2 separate regions of the Homo sapiens genome follow, and region 2 is linked to region 1. A link is a contact called in ENCODE Hi-C or POLR2A ChIA-PET data. All regions are on one chromosome and are shown on one strand. Each heading gives the region's core, a stretch centred on a gene start or an enhancer-like site at or near the end of the contact. The rest is flanking DNA. Distances are from core to core; before and after follow the strand shown. Region 1 has its middle 40 kb from the start of LINC00174. Region 2 holds the start of LINC03011 (long intergenic non-protein coding RNA 3011).

Region 1 (7,815 bases), core at 2,368-4,867:
TTCTTGCTATGATGATTTGTAAGAACAGAAAAGTAGCTGGTGACAACCGTATGTTCAACATAAAAGGATTTTGTGTAAATGACATAGTTGCCTGTCTCATTTGCAATAGAAATATCTTGTTTAAAGGACCTATAGAGGTACTATAAGAGTATGCATGTTTTAACATTAAATAGCTACTAAGAATAGCAAGAAAGAAAACAGAGCAAAATAAGCTACAGAAAAGTATTAGCAAACAACAGTATTTGCTGAATAGCACTAGGTGCGGTGGCTCACACCTGTAATCTCAGCTCTTTGGGAGGCCAAGTTGGGAGGATCACTTGTAATTCAGGAGTTCAAGACTAGCCTGGGCAACATAGGGAGACCCCGTCTCCACAAAAACTAAAAAACTCAGTCAGACATGGTGGTGTGCGCCTATAGTCCCAGCTACTCAGGAGACTAAGGCAGGAGGATCACTTGAGTCTGGGAGGTCAAGCCTGCGGTGAGCTGTGACTATGCCATTGGGCTCCAGTCTAGAAGACAGAGTAACACCCTGCTTCAAAAAAAGAAAGGAAGGAAGGAAAGGAAAGAAAGAAAGAGAGATGTGTTGCATAGTAAAGCATTACATGGAAATATTGCAGTGGGTATGAAAATTATGTAGGTGCTGAAATTTAAACTCTAAAAACAAAAAACATGTAAGTGTAGATAAAGTGTTTCTTGATAAAGATAAAATGGCTTAAAAATTTTAATGCAGTTCGGAAAAGATTTAATTTTCTAGACTTGACCCATATGCTGAAAAGGCTGCTCACCGCCGGCATATACTGGGATTGGTGAAAACAGAAATTATGTGGGAAAACATGTGGGCAAGAGCAGATCAGTCTTCTGGATCTCAGAAATTTTAGAAAGCATAATACTGTGGGATCCAGTAGGAACAATTATCCGTTTATGGCAAGGCTGCCTGGGCAGTTTTTAAACAGGTAAGAATGAATTCTCATATTGCATAGGCCCTTAGGATGCCATCTAGAAAGTTTAGTTGGTGGGAATAACATGAATTTAAAGTTTTTGAGCAGTTTTGATAAACTGAGTACAAAGGCTATTTTATACTACCACATTCTTCACAACGTCAGAGGAACTGCCCCAAGAAATTTATATGATTACTGATCTGAAGTTAGTTAGGTTAGTTCAGGTGTAAAGAGTGTTTATTTATTTATTTCAAAGGACATTAACTTGCAGCCAAAGGCCAAAAGGGCTTCTCTAGGGACATCCAGTTTAAAAAACATTTCTTTCATATACAATATGTGCAGACTTCATGTTGGTCACTAAAGATACCTGAGATACATGCATAGGACTTGGCCACCTAACCATGAAACACGTAGTGTAGAAATGGAAAATAGGTGGCTTAGTGGCTCTTAAAACAGGAGAAATCTGAGGCCATATCCAGGTCTCTGATATAAACTAGTGATGCCTTACAAATAAACATGGTGATATTTGTACCAGTTAATTACCTCTTTACTTTAGTACACTAATTTAGAAGTCTACTAAATTATTACAGAACAAGAACACATCACACTTCTGAGCAAAAGAAAAACATCAAATCCAAGTTGAGCAATTTTCTAAAACATATTATTATACAGCATATATGCTTAAGTACTACAGTATACATATTCTAAGTTAGTATAGCTATCCCGTCAACATTTCAGGTGGGCTCAAGAATAAATACAAAACCTCAGTTTTTAGTTCTGATAAAAATGAAAGATGTATGTCACATGAACTCCGAATTTTTCCACATTAAGATATCTATCATGGTTCCTAACTTAAAAAAAAAAATCAATAACAGCTCACTTGTTTTAACTCCAAATATTTTACTCTAGAGAGAAAAAATATCTAGAGAAAGACAGCTACTTACTTACACAGTCTAATTACATTTCTGAAGGGCAAGAAAGCAAGCTTTTCTCCTTTACAAACTGAATTCAATATCTAAAAATTATTTCAACACAAGTCCACTGCTTATTAGCCTAGTGATTGCTGACCCCAGCTAGAATATAGCTAAACAGTTAAACACCCTGCTGCTTTTCTAATTTCCTTTTTCTTTCTAAGACTTCCTTACTGCATAGAAGGAACTTTTGGAGCTAATTCTGAGTTTAATGGTTATAGAATGTTACAACAGAATTAATCCCTATTTACAAAATGATTTCCTTTACAGGGAGTCTCATGAATTATTGCCACTGAAATTATGGGTCAGAAATTATGGATAAAAGAAACAGGTGTGGAAGTCACAACTACTTGACATTGGCAAAATCTAGCTGTGTAACCTGGACAAGTCACTTATCCTCTTGGGCTCTCAACTTCCTCATCTATAAAATAAAGGGACTGAAACTCCATAGCTGCTAAAGTCCCTTTCTTGTCTAAATTCTATCTGTCCTTTCTCTAACTGAATGAAAAAATTCAAAATCAAAATACAAAAAACAAAACAGAATTCAACAACAACAACCCTTAAAATTACTGCCACTGGCCTAACAATGGTTGCACAGAGTTAAAGGTCTACTATGGCAGTTTATACTATTTACAAGGTCACAAGTCAAAAAGGCCTGTTACTAAAGCACATAATTCAAGTGGCTTCAAGGTCAGAATTTCCACACAAAGATGATTCAAACACCACTGAGTTGCAGTGGAAAAGTACTAGCCTAAGAGTTGGGTTTTAGCTTGATTCAGAGGCTTTTCTTAGGTAAGTAATTTAACATCTCTTGGTCTTGATTTTCTCAGGCATAAAATGACAAGGTTGCACTATATTATCTCTAAGACCTTTCCTCAAACCAAAACTCTATGTTTCTATGTGATTATTCTCAACCTACCCTTTTGTAATGCATCCCTTCCAAAAACAGCTTGGTCAGTTTATAGATTTCTTGGCCTGTCTTGCAGAAGGTCTTGAGAAATTCTATGAACTCCTTAGACACTCTATCCATTTCAATGCTGGTTTGCCGGTTTATGGAAGGACTGGGAGCTTTTGCTTCCTGAATTTCAGCTGGGAAAATTAAACATAGTAAGTTTCAAGACATAAAAGATCCATGCATGGAATTACTTTAAGTATCTTACCTAAGGTTATTTAAATTATGTTTCATCAAAGTTAAACTTGAATTTAAATCATTTTATGTTTGAGTGGTTGGACAACTTCCCTTAAACTAAATCTGTTTTACAAGTAGAAAGTATGAGTAGACAAAACTACATTATCTAAAAGATATTCCTACTGAAATAAAAGTTGTTCTATTAGTATTTTCTTTGCCAAAATCTATCATGCTTTGATCTATCTATTCAATCATGAACACTGAAATGGCACCACTAGGCTTCTCAAAGACTGCTGGAGTTTATAAAACTAGTCAACAAATAGAATAACAATCAATAGAAGCACTGAAATGTTAGGTACTTATAAATGTCAGACAACCTTTCCAAATCCCATTTTACTTAACAAAAAGGCAAAGGTTAATGTGTTTATGTGGAGACTCACAATTATTTACCCACCATTTCGTTGGTGAGTCATACTGATCAAAGTGAAAGAACGCATCCAAAGTATTAATAGCAAGATGAACACGACAAAGCATAAAATGAAGAGACAAGGGAAACATGCACTACACTATCCCACCGGCTGGGCAGACAATTCTTTCCCCTCTTCAAATAAACACACTGAAAGGAAAATGGAACATTTACACAAGAGAGATAAGGATGTTGTAACAGGCAGTAAGTGCTTTCAGAAAGTATGAACTACCACTTGGTCTCTGACCACATTCTAAGCCTCCTGATTTTGAACTATGCTCTCTAATGTTTATAAGGAATTTAAGTTCCCCATATCCCAATGATTTCCTAAAAATAATTTTTTAAAAAGGTATGTTTTATTTGATTTTTTTTTTTTTTTTGAGACAGAGTACTGCTCTGTCACCCAGGCCAGAGTGCAGTGGCAAGACTTTAGCTCACTGCAACCTCTGCCTCCTAGGTTCAAGCGATTCTCCTGGCTCAGTCTCCAACTAGCTGCAATTACATGCGAGTGCCACCACACCCAGCTAATTCTTGTATTTTTTTTTTGTTTTTGAGACGGAGTCTCGCTCTGTCGCCAGGCTAGAGTGCAGTGGTGTGATGTCGGCTCACTGCAACCTCCACCTCCTGGGTTCAAGCGATTCTCCTGCCTCAGCCTCCCAAGTAGCTGGGACTACAGGCATGTGCCATCATGCCCAGCTATTTTATGTATTTTTAGTAGAGATGGGGTTTCGCCATGTTGGTCAGGCTAGTCTCGAACACCTGACCTCAGGTGATCCGCCCGCCTCAGCCTCCCAAAATGCTGGGATTACAGGCGTGAGCCACCGCATCTGGCCAGAAAGTATGTTTTAAAGATATTAACCTACCTATTCTACAGTTTCTTAAATTTTTTTTTTTTTTGAGACGGATTCTCACTCTGTCACCCACGCTGGAGCGCAGTGGATCTCAGCTCACTGCAACATCTGCCTCCCAGGTTCAAATGATTCTCCTGCCTCAGTCTCTCAAGTAGCTAGGATTACAGGCATGCCCCACCACGCCCAGATAATTTTGTATTTTAGTAGAGACAGGGTTTCACCATGTTGACCAGGCTGGTCTCAAACTCCTAACCTCAGATGATCCTCCTATCTCAGCCTCCCAAAGTGCTGGAATTACAGGTACAAAACACTGCGTCTCGCTCTCAGAGTAATTCCTTATAATCTTTGATCTTCAGGAGTTTTTTGTTTTTTTTTTTGAGACGGAATTTCACTCTTGTTGCCTACACTGGAGTGCAATGGCGCGATCTCAGTTAACAACCTCCACCTCCTGGGATCAAGCGATTCTCCTGCCTCAGCCTCCCGAGTAGCTGGGACTACAGGCATGTGCCACCACGCCTGGCTAATTGTGTATATTTAATAGAGAAGGGGTTTCTCCATGTTGGTCAGGCTGGTCTTGAACTCCCGACCTCAGGTGATCCACCAGCCTCGGCCTCCTAAAGTGCTGGGATTACAGGTGTGAGTTACTGTGCCTGGCCTAACATTTCTATTTCTCCAAAATTTTCTACTAATAAAATCTTACATGTACCAAATGAAATATGTACATTTTAGCATTACTGGTAATAGCAAAAGACTGGAAATAACTGGCCATCACTGAGGGACTAAATAAATTATCCTTTAATCCATAAAATAAAATGCCATAGGGTTTTAAAATTAAAAAGTATGCTTCTTGTGTACTGATATGGAAAGAGCTCATAAATGTATTGGAAGCAAAAACATAAATTAGCAACATAGTGAGATGCGCTCTCTACAAAAAGTAAAAACATTAGCCAGGCATGGTAGTGCGTACCTATAGTGCCAGCTATTTGGAGGGGCTGAGGCAGAAGGATCGCTTGAGCCCAGGAGTTTGACTGCACTCCAGCCTGGGTGACAGAGTGAGACCTGGTCTCAAAAAAAAAAAAAAAAAAAAGTAAGGTATGTACACTGTGCTATGTTTTATATAAAACGGGGTAGTGGGGTAAGAATATACGTTTTTATAAATTAGAATAAAAGCACAGAAAGAGGATACACAAGAAACTAATAACAAAAGTTCTGGGAAAGTAGGGGAACAATAGGCGGGACGCGGTGGCGCACGCCTGTAATTCCAGCACTCTGGGAGGCCGAGGTGGGCGGATCACGAGGTCAGGAGATCAAGACCATCCTGGCTAACACGGTGAAACCCCGTCTCTACTAAACATACAAAAAATTAGCTGGGTGTGGTGGCAGGCGCCTGTGGTCCCAGCTACTCGGGAGGCTGAGGCAGGAGAATGGCATGAACCCGGGAGGCGGAGCTTGCAGTGAGCCGAGATCGCGCCACTGCACTCCAGCCTGGGTGACAGAGACAGACTCCATCTCAAAAAAAAAGAAAGTAGGGGAACAATAGCAGTGGTACTTAGGAACTAGATGGGCGAGAGACAAAGTAGAAAGGAAACTTCTAACCGTATCTGTTACGTTTGAGTCATTTGGATATACTACCTATTTTTTTAAGCACATAAATAAATCAGGTACAATCTAATTCAAAACAAAAAGAGCAACATCTTTTCTAAAATATTTTTTATGTAAATAAAAAACCAAAGATTGTGCTGACATCTGTATGATTAGGAAAAAAATCTTTATCAAAAATCCTTCTCTGTCAGATAATTCCACTTCCAGTCATGACGGAATAATCTGATGGCATCAGGTTTACCCTACTATCTTAACAACTGCAACGTCAAATATATGAAAGAAAGGTTTTCAGACATTGGACGACAGGTAAACAGCAGATTAACTCCTGAAAGACAGGAAACAAACACAGTCTGTCCTACAGTGTCCCAGCTCACTGCTGGGAGAGTTTTAAAGTCTTGGCACAGGGAGAGGCCACTCAAACACAGCTTAGCTGAATTGCTGAATTGAGGAGATAGCATTTGGAGTTCAGGGAGGCCAATGTGACCAGAATTTGCATGGCAAAATATCATGCAAACGCTATGGAGGGGAGAGGGCTAACAGAAAAAGCTCCAGGTATCTGCAGAGGGTTCCCTTGAGTGTGGCTGAGTACTACACATGCATATGAGGAAACTACCCAAGATGAGAGAAAGAACCACCAAGTAGCATGTAGAACCACAGCACGAAGGACGGGAGGAAGAAATATAAGAATCCTGTTTAAGATTCTTATATGTAAAGTCGTATAATACTATTATTAAAAAAATTTTTTTCTGTAAAGTGGTATAAATATTACTTGAAGGTAAGTAAGTTAAAGATGTATTCTGTAAAGCCCAGAACAACCGGTAATAAAAACCAAACAAAACAAAACAGAACAAAGAGGTGTAGCTAACAAGCTGATAGTGGAGGTAAAGGTGTGGTCATAAAGAAGGCAAGAAAAGAGGAGAAAAGGAACTAAGACAAGATGAGATAAACACAAAGAGCAAGATGACAGGGGTAAAACTTCCCTTATCAAAAATCACATTAATTACAAATGCTATAAACAGTCTGATTAAATGTCAGAGATTATCGTATTAGATTAAAAAACAAGACCTCACTTCATGTTGTCTGTAAGAAATTTACTTTAAATATAAAGATACAAATATGTTAAAAACTAATGAAAGGAAGAGGATACTCTGAAACAATGAAATAGAGCTTAAGTGGTTATACCAATGTTAGACAAAGTAAACTTAAGAACATGGACCATATTATCAAGAACACAGAGAGGTATCTCATCATAAAAAAGGGGTTAATTCTTCAAGAAAACACAGCAATCCTAAATTTGTATATACTAATAACACTGTTTCAAAACACATAAAACAAAATTTGATAGAACTGAAAGGAGAAACAAATTCACAATGATATTTGGAGATTTCAATAATCCTCGCTTAGTAATTGACAGAGAGATATTTTTAAAAAGTCAGTAAAGACAGAAAACTTGAATGATGTTATTAACCAACTTGACCTACCTGACATTGACAGAACACTCAACCCAATAAAAACATAATACATATTCCATCTGACAAAATAATAATGGTAGTATAAACTTACATATAGGTAATGTCTATTATGCACTAGGTACTTTTACAATGCTATTTTGTATAATCTTCACAAGTCTATCAGGTAGTACACTTATGATATTTACAAATGAGGAAGCTGAGGCTTGAATATGTTAAGTAACTTGAATAATGTTGCAGTCACTTATAAAGACTGGAATTTGAACCCAGGTCTGTGCACTTAAATCCAAACCCTGAGCTGTTGACTATGCTATAACTACACCTCAGTAAGCCAGAGAGGACTGAAGACTCTTTAGAATAACACCAATCCCTCTGACTTTGGAGGTCTG
Region 2 (7,815 bases), core at 3,538-6,037, 54 kb after region 1:
AAGCATTTGCTATATACCATCAAAGAGATAACAACAAATTGCTAATTTCTTTCATCATTATATAAAGGTGGCTTTAGGATAGAACAGTATAAGGGCAAAGAAGAATTTGAAATCTAACGTCAACTCGGCAATGCATCAAGATAAAAAGTAGAGACAATAGGGGCATCTTGATGAATATCGAATTTTTTTTTTTTAGACAGAATTTTGCTCTTGTTGCCCAGACTAAGAGTGCAATGGTGTGATCTTGGCTCACCACAACCGCCACCTCCCAGGTTCAAGCAATTCTCCTGCCTTGGCCTCCTGCGTAGCTGGGACTACAGGCATGCGCCACCACACCCGGATAATTTTGTGTTTTTAGTAGAGAAAGAGTTTCTCCATGTTGGTTAGTTTGGTCTCGAACTCCCATCTCAGGTGATCCGCCTGCCTCGGCCTCCCACAGTGCTGGGATCACAGGCATGAGCCACCATGCCTGGCCAAATAACAAATTTAACAAAGCAGATTGAGAGAAACAATTAGTTTAAAAAAATAAAAAATGGCCTGGTGAGTTGGCTCACGCCTATAATCCCAGCACTTTGGGAGGCCAAGGTGGGTGGATCACAAGGTCCAGAGTTCAAGACCAGCCTGGCCAAGATCGTGAAACCCCATCTCACCTAAAAATACAAAATTAGTGGGGCGTGGTGGTGGGCACCTGTAATCCCACCTGCTCAGTAGGCTGAGGCAGAGAATTGCTTGAACCTGGCAGACGGAGGTTGCGGTGAGCTGAGATCACACCACTGCACTCCAGCCTCGGCGACAGAGTGAGACTCCATCTCAAAAAAAAAAAAAAAAAAAAAAAAAAAAAATATATATATATATATATATATATATATATATATGTTCAATTAAATCCCTAAGATCCAGGGATTTGCAATAAGCATGTAAATAAATCCCAAATATTATGCTGAAAGTTTAAAAGAAATGCTAATTGATAATTAGAGAAATACAACTTTTCCTTAGCTTTCTAGTAATCTAGAAACAAAGAATGTTTCTAATATTTAGACAGACACTACAAAGTACCTTACAAGGAGAGACGTGTAAGGATGGCGTGACTCACCAGCAGCCCTGGGCTTGTCCACAGTACCCCCATGATGAACAGTAACTCCACTGTGTAAATGCTCATGAACAAACTATTACAGGACTTTTCCAGTTTAGACACACTGTATTTTCTTTCAGACAATTCTTCAACTTGTTTACATAGATCAGCAATAAGATTATTCCATTTCTCTGAAAATTGACCAAAAGTTGATTCTCAATACATCCCTATGTCAAAGCAGCAATAACATATAATGACTTATTTTCTATATTTTACATCCTAACAGATCATATCATTTTACTGCTTTTGAAAAAATTTTTCCCCTTTTTGGTGGTTCTTAGAATTACTTTAAAGGGAGACTATAAGAGAAGTTTTAAAGTTTAGTACCTCTTTTTAGTCTTTTAATTCTGAAAAGCAGAAGGGCAGAGAAGATCAATCAAATTAAACACAACAGCAGGGAGGCCACAATGAGGTCTCCAGGGGTCTTTTAGCAAACTTCCTAAAACATGTCTCAGCTGTGTGGAAATAAGATTTTACAGTGGTGGTGGTGCAGGCCTGTAATCCTAGCCCTTTGGAAGCAGAGGCAGGGCAGATCCTTTGAGCTAAGGTCAACACAGCAGAAACCCCCCCTCCCCTCCCCGACCCCCCAGTCCCATCCCCGTCTCCACCAAAAATACAAAAGTTAGCCAGGTGTGGTGGCAGACAGCTGCAGTCCCAGCTACTTGGGAGGCTGAGGCAGAATTGCTTGAACCCAGGAGGCAGATGTTACAGTGGGCCGAGACGGTGCCACTGCCAGCCTGGATGACAGAGCAATACTCCGTCTCAAAAAACAAAAACAAAAACACCAGGTTAAGAGAGACCCCAGACCTTACAGATACAAGTTTAACAGGGACCCCAAAGCAAAAAATCCCAACCCTTTTTCTCCCAATCATTGAAACACCAGGAGGGTGTAATAGTTTTGCAGCCTAGCTGTAGTAGGCTGATGCCCCCAAGATGCCCACATCATAATCCCTGGAACCAGTGAACATGACCTTATATGGCAAAAGGGGCTTTGCAAGTATAATGAAGTTAAGAGTCTTTGGCCAGCTTGTCCCCACAGGGTTTATGTACTCACCTGGATCCTTATAAGAGCAGAGCAGGTGATGGAGAGCGGTGGGAGGTGTAGTGATGAAAGCAGGAAACGCGAGTCATTCGAGAAGGGCAGCACAAGCTGAGGAGTACAGGCCGCCTCCAGGGCCAGGAAACGGATTCTCCCGCAGAGCCTGGAAAGGCACTGACCCTGCTCCCACCTTGACTCAGTGGGACTGACTTTAGAATTCTGGCCTTCAGAAATGTAAAGGAATACCTCTATGCTGTTTTAAGCCACTAAGTGTGTGGTAATTTATTGCGGCAGCAACGGGGAACTAGTATTGTAGTGAAGCCTCAATACCCACCTGAAGGGGCCAGGCGCAGTGGCTCACGCCTGTAATCCCAGCACTTTGGGAAGCCGAGGTGGGCAGATTACTTCAAGTCAGGAGTTCCAGACCAGCCTGGCCAACATGGTGAAACCCCGTCTCTACAAAAATTAGACAGGTGTGGTGGCGCATGCCTGCAATCTCAGCTACTCAGGAAGCTGAAACATGGGAATCACTTGAACCCGGCAGGGGGCGGGGGAGGGGGTGAAGGTTGAAGTGAGCCAAGATCATGCCACTGCACTCCAGTCTGGGAGACAGAGTGAAACTGTGTCTCAAAAAAAAAAAAAAAAAAAAAGGAAAAAAGAAAATGGCTTTGGCAGAGGGGCTGGCCAGGCAGTGCCTTCCCTTGGGTTTCTCCTGGGTAGGCCTCTGCCATGAGGAGGCGCTTCCTTCTGCCTGTCCATGGCCCACAGCAAAGGAATGTCTGCTTCTGGGGGTTGGATGGGGGACTGCTGGCAGAACTGGAAACCTTCTTCAGGTGGGTTTTTTTTTTTTTTTTGAGACGGAGTCTCACTCTGTCACCCAGGCTGGAGGGCAGTGACACAATCTCAGCTCACTGCAACCTCTACCTCCCCAGTTCAAACGATTCTCCTGCCTCAACCTCCCGAGTAGCTGGGATTACAGGAGCATAGCATACCTAGCTAATTTTTGTATTTTTAGTAGAGACAGGGTTTTGCCATGTTGCCCAGGCGGGACTCGAACTCCTGGCCTCAAGTGATCCACCTGTCTCAGCCTCCCAAAGTGTTGGGATTACAGGCATGAGCCACCGCCCCCAGCACTCGTCAAGGTCTTTGATGGCAGGTTTTTCCAGGTGATCAGTCCTTGTCTGGTCTGGCTCTGTCCCACTCTCCCTCTCACCAAGTTCGAACCCCTAGCTAGTTTTCAGAGGAGTAGAGTGTGTACCCCAATCCCAACTGGGTATGGTTCAGATCTGCATTTAACTCATGAAGCCTGGCTGCTCCGCAGGTCCTGGAGAAAAAAAGAGTCTCGCTGCAGGTATGATACAGGACAGGCTTGTCCCCAGGACCCGCCTGTCCCCAGGAAGAGGGAAGCCCAATGTCCCACCAGGTTGGCAGGGCTGGGGAAGGGAAAGTGTTATAGTAGCCCCAAGACTAAAAAGAGGCAGCAGAGGGAGCAGGACAGTGCTCCCATGGAACTCAAGCCGCTGCCTGAGTGAGGTGAGGGAAGAGTGCACCCACTGACATCAGGGGGCAGAGAGGTGCGGTTCCAGCGCGGCTTTTCCCCTTGCGTCTTGCCATGTGACTCTGATCCCCTCCAGGTGAGCCTGCCCACTTTGGGCCCAGGGTTGCCGCTGGGGCCTGTACCCAAAAGCAGCCCCCCATGGCCATGACCCCACTCCCAGGAGTGGGGCAGAGCAGGGAGGAGTCCTGGAAAGAGGAGACGCAGGGACAAGAAGGAATGGGCCTCAAACTCCAGGAGGGGGACCTTCTCATGGGTCCTGTTTTCTGGTCTCTCCTCGCTTACCCCTGGGCTGATCACCCTGGGAAGAACTGAGCCAAGGTTTCTCACCCTCAGGTCCAAGGGGTTCAATTACCGGGCCCTTAGGGAGATGCGAGCCCCCTAAAACGATGCAAAGTTCCTGGCCTAATTTTTATATTTTTAGTAGACATGGGGTTTCACCCATGTCTACTGATCGGAATGCCTCGAGCACACAAAATGTTGGAATTTACAGGCGTGAGCCAACGTGCCCGGCCAGCCCTATTTATTTCAGCCTATACATTTTGCACTTGTTAAAAGTATTTGAACATACAATTATCATGTTTTCTTTAAGCAGTCCCTCCCTGTTGTACACTTGGATAGTTTATTTTTTTAGACAAGGTTTACCTCCGTCTCGCAGGATGGAGTGCTGTGATGGGATCATAGCTCATTGCAGCCTTGAACCTTGGGGTTCAAGTATCTGGGAAGCTGAGGTGGGACTACAGAGATGGGGTCGCGCCATGTTGCCCAGGCAGCTCTTTAACTCCTGGCCTGAACGGATCCTTCCGCCTCGGCCGAGCCTGGACATAGTTTTCTAGTTTTGACCCACAGAAACACTGTGCTGGGTCGGAGTTTGTCAACCACCCTTCTCCAGCCAGCAACACACAGAACATGGCGGGGAAGTCGCGGTTACCAGGCTCCACTCCGAGGAAAAACCAGCGCAGCTCCAGGCACTGTAGCGCCACTGTGACGTCGCCGAAGGCCGGCGCTATTACGACGCCGGAAGGCCCGCGCCTGTGACGTCAGCTGAGGCGCGCCCCTGTGATATCTCACAGGCCCGCCCCTTCTGTAGAACCAATCGGAACTCGAGGCGCAGCGGCTGGGTATTCCAGGAGAGCGCATGCGCAGACGCATGGCCACAGACTGCCGGTCAGTGTCAGCAGGCGGTGGGTTAGGGTCCGCAGGCCCAGACCAGGCCGCCGACACCAATAAGCTACAAGGAGGAGCTTTACCGCTGCCTGTACTACTACTGCCTGCGCTACTTCCCAGCCTGCGGCGTAGGGCGCAGCAAGGGCCTGACGCTTAGCGAGCAGGCGCTGCGCACCAAGCGGCTGTCGCCTGGAGGGCACGTTCAGGCAGAAGCTCCTCAGTGGCCACAAGTCCGCTAGCTCCGGCTACAGCCCTTGCCGCACACTCGCGTCACCTGAGCCTGTGTAGGTGCGCCCCCCAACTCCTCCCCCAGCCAGGTCCCGGGGACGCCGGCAGCGTCCCCCACCCCTGGCGCCGCTCATCCTGGGCAGGATCGGCCCCGTCTGAGGCTGCACCGCATTAGGGAGCTGCACCCCTCGGCTTGACCTCTGATGGCCGTTGCAACAACATCAAAGCCTTTGGAACTTTGTAGGGGGTACGAGGGGCTAGGAAACCAAGAAAACATCTTTTTAAAAATATAAGCGATCGGGCCGGGCGCGGTGGCTCACGCCTGTAATCCCAGCACTTTGGGAGGCCGAGACAGGTGGATCACGAGGTCGGGAATTCAAGACCATCCTGGCCAGCATGGTGAATCCCGTCTCTACTAAAAATGCAAAAATTAGCCGGGCGTGGTGGCGGGCACATGTAATACCAGCTATTCGGGAGGTTGAGGCAGAGGCAGACAATTGCTTGAACCCGGGAGGCAGAGGCTGCAGTTAGCCGAGATCGTGCCACTGCACTCTAGCCTGGGCGACAGACCAAGACTCCGTCTAAAAAATAAAAAACTATATATATGTGTGTGTATATATATATATATATATGCGATGGAGCCCGGGAGGTTGAGGTTACTGTGAGCCGAGATTACACCACTGCACTTCAGCCTGGGTGACAGAGGGAGACCCTGTCTCTAAAAAAAAAATATATGCAAGTGAGAGCTTTTCTTCCAGTGCTCATGCTCAGACTGAAGAAAGTTATTGGGCCGGCCCAGTGGCTCACACCCGTAATCCCAGCACTTTGGGAGGCCTAGGTGGGCGGATCCCTTGAGCTCAGGCGTTCCAGACTAGCTTGGGCAACATGGTGAAATTCGGTCTCTACAAAAATACAAAAAATTATCTGGGCGTCGTGGTGGGCGCCTGTAGTCCCAGCTACTCAGGAGGCTGAGGCAGGAGAGTGGTGTGAACCCGGGAGGCGGAGCTTGCAGTGAGCGGAGATCGCTCCACTGCACTCCAGCCTGGGCCACAGAGCGAGACTCCATCACACACACACACAAAAAATTAGCTGGGCATGGTGGCACGGGCTTGTAGTCCCCTCTGCTTGCGGGGCTGAGGCGGGAGGATCGCTTGAGCCCAGGAGGTGGAGGCTGCAGTGAGCGGTGATCTCGCCACTGCACTCCAGCCTGGTCGACAGAGTGAGACACTGTGTCAAAAAAAGAAAAAAGAGAAAGTAACTGATCTGTGTTTTTGTCTGATTTCCTACAGGATGCCGAAGGACCTGTTCAAAGTATTTTCTGTAACTCCAACTGTAACTTGGTTCTAGGAGGAGAGAATCCATGTTTGGTCAACAGAACTTTTCGCCGCCACTTAAGTTTACTGCTTCAATATCTTTTCCTTACTAATTGATTGTTAATTAAGTAGTGTCCAAGTGAGTTAGCCTTTTTAGGGTTGATTAATTAAAAGAGCAGCAAGAATGGCATTTTAACTCTTCTGGTTTTTGGGGTTTTTTTTTCAGTTACTATGATAACTCTTTTCAAGTCCACAAATGATTTGTTCTTAGCTGTAAAGAAGAGGTCAGAAATGTAAGTGGGGAGAGAACAAAGATAGGAATATGTGTAAGATTTCTACCTAAATGTTGGCAGGGCACGGTAGCTTATGTCTGTAATCCCAGCACTTTGGGAGACCTAGGTGGTCGATCGCCTGGAGTCAGAAGTTCGAGACCAGCCTGGCAAACATGGCAAAACCCCATCTCTACTAAAAATACAAAAATTAGATGGGCGTGGTGGTGGGCGCCTTTAGTCCCAGCTACTTGGGAGGCTGAGGCAGGAGAATCGCTTGAACCTGTGAGGCCAATGTTGCGGTGAGCCAAGATCATGCCACTGCGCTACAGCCTGGGCAACAAAGCAAGACTCCATCTAAAAAAAAGACTTCTACCTAAATGTCACAGACTACTCTGAAGGTTAATATTTGGTATTGTGATGTATATTGCACAGTGTGTCAACCTCAAATAATCAAAAGGGTCAGAATCTAAAGGGAGTTTATTCATGCACAGAGTTTAAGGAGAGCCACCTGGGAAGCGCAGGTACCCAAGGGTGGAAGACAGTGTTCCAAGGCTTAGAAGTTTGGGATCACTTGCATAGACAAAGTTTAGGGAAGTTTAGCAGAATTTCAGCATCTCTCCGTTTAAGGCTTAATACGTAGTTAAAACAATCTGATTGGTTCAGGTGGTCTTTCTTTGACTCTGTCACCCAGGCTGAGTGCAGTGGTGCAATCGCAACTCATTACAGCCTCAGCCTCCTGGCTCAAGTGATCCTCCCACCTCAGCATCCCTAGTAGCTGGGACTACAGGCGTGCACCAACACACCTGACTAATTTTTGTATTTTTTGTAGAGACAGGGTTTCACCACATTGCCCAGGCCAGTCTCAAATTCCTGGGCTTAAGCAGTCCACTCACCTCAGCCTCCCAAAGTACCGGGATTACAGGCATGAGTGACGGCGCCCAGACTAGGTGGTCTTTTTTCCGGGAAAGGTGTATTTTACCTTCTACACTGAAGATGTAAGTCATGGGGTCTTTTGTGCCATCTGGTGTGAGGTACAGAACAATAAAGGAGGCAGTTAATGTGTAATAAAGATGAGTGATTGGAAGGAGAGTAGGACTAGTCTCTGGTCT

The links. A loop is a pair of places that touch in the nucleus more often than their neighbours do. ChIA-PET counts read pairs that join two places held with the same protein, here RNA polymerase II (POLR2A). Pooled maps may share reads with other maps.
Region 2: a map of HepG2 shows a loop between it and region 1 (5-fold over the local background). The contact joins the promoter of LINC03011 here to the enhancer-like site in region 1. A Hi-C loop is called at or near these places in 2 of 168 maps with a recorded cell type or tissue (HepG2 and K562) and 3 of 50 pooled maps. POLR2A ChIA-PET finds 5 or more read pairs at or near these places in 10 of 52 experiments (BJ, Caco-2, GM12878 and 7 more).

Annotation. Positions count from the first base shown.
Region 1 is chr7:66,436,307-66,444,121 of GRCh38, forward strand. It overlaps the pseudogene RABGEF1P2. Among named protein-coding and RNA genes, the nearest start is that of LINC00174, 40 kb to the left of the region's middle. Within about 2 kb of position 3,618, at least 4 of the 41 ENCODE cell types and tissues checked have a DNase peak (open chromatin) inside an H3K27ac peak, as active enhancers do; they include Panc1, where a contact is called at or near this core.
Region 2 is chr7:66,488,845-66,496,659 of GRCh38, forward strand. It overlaps LINC03011 (long intergenic non-protein coding RNA 3011), which reads left to right and starts at 4,788. Exons shown (of 2, transcript NR_134573.1): 1 at 4,788-4,893; 2 at 6,411-6,630. RefSeq lists enhancers at 2,377-2,982, 4,477-4,686.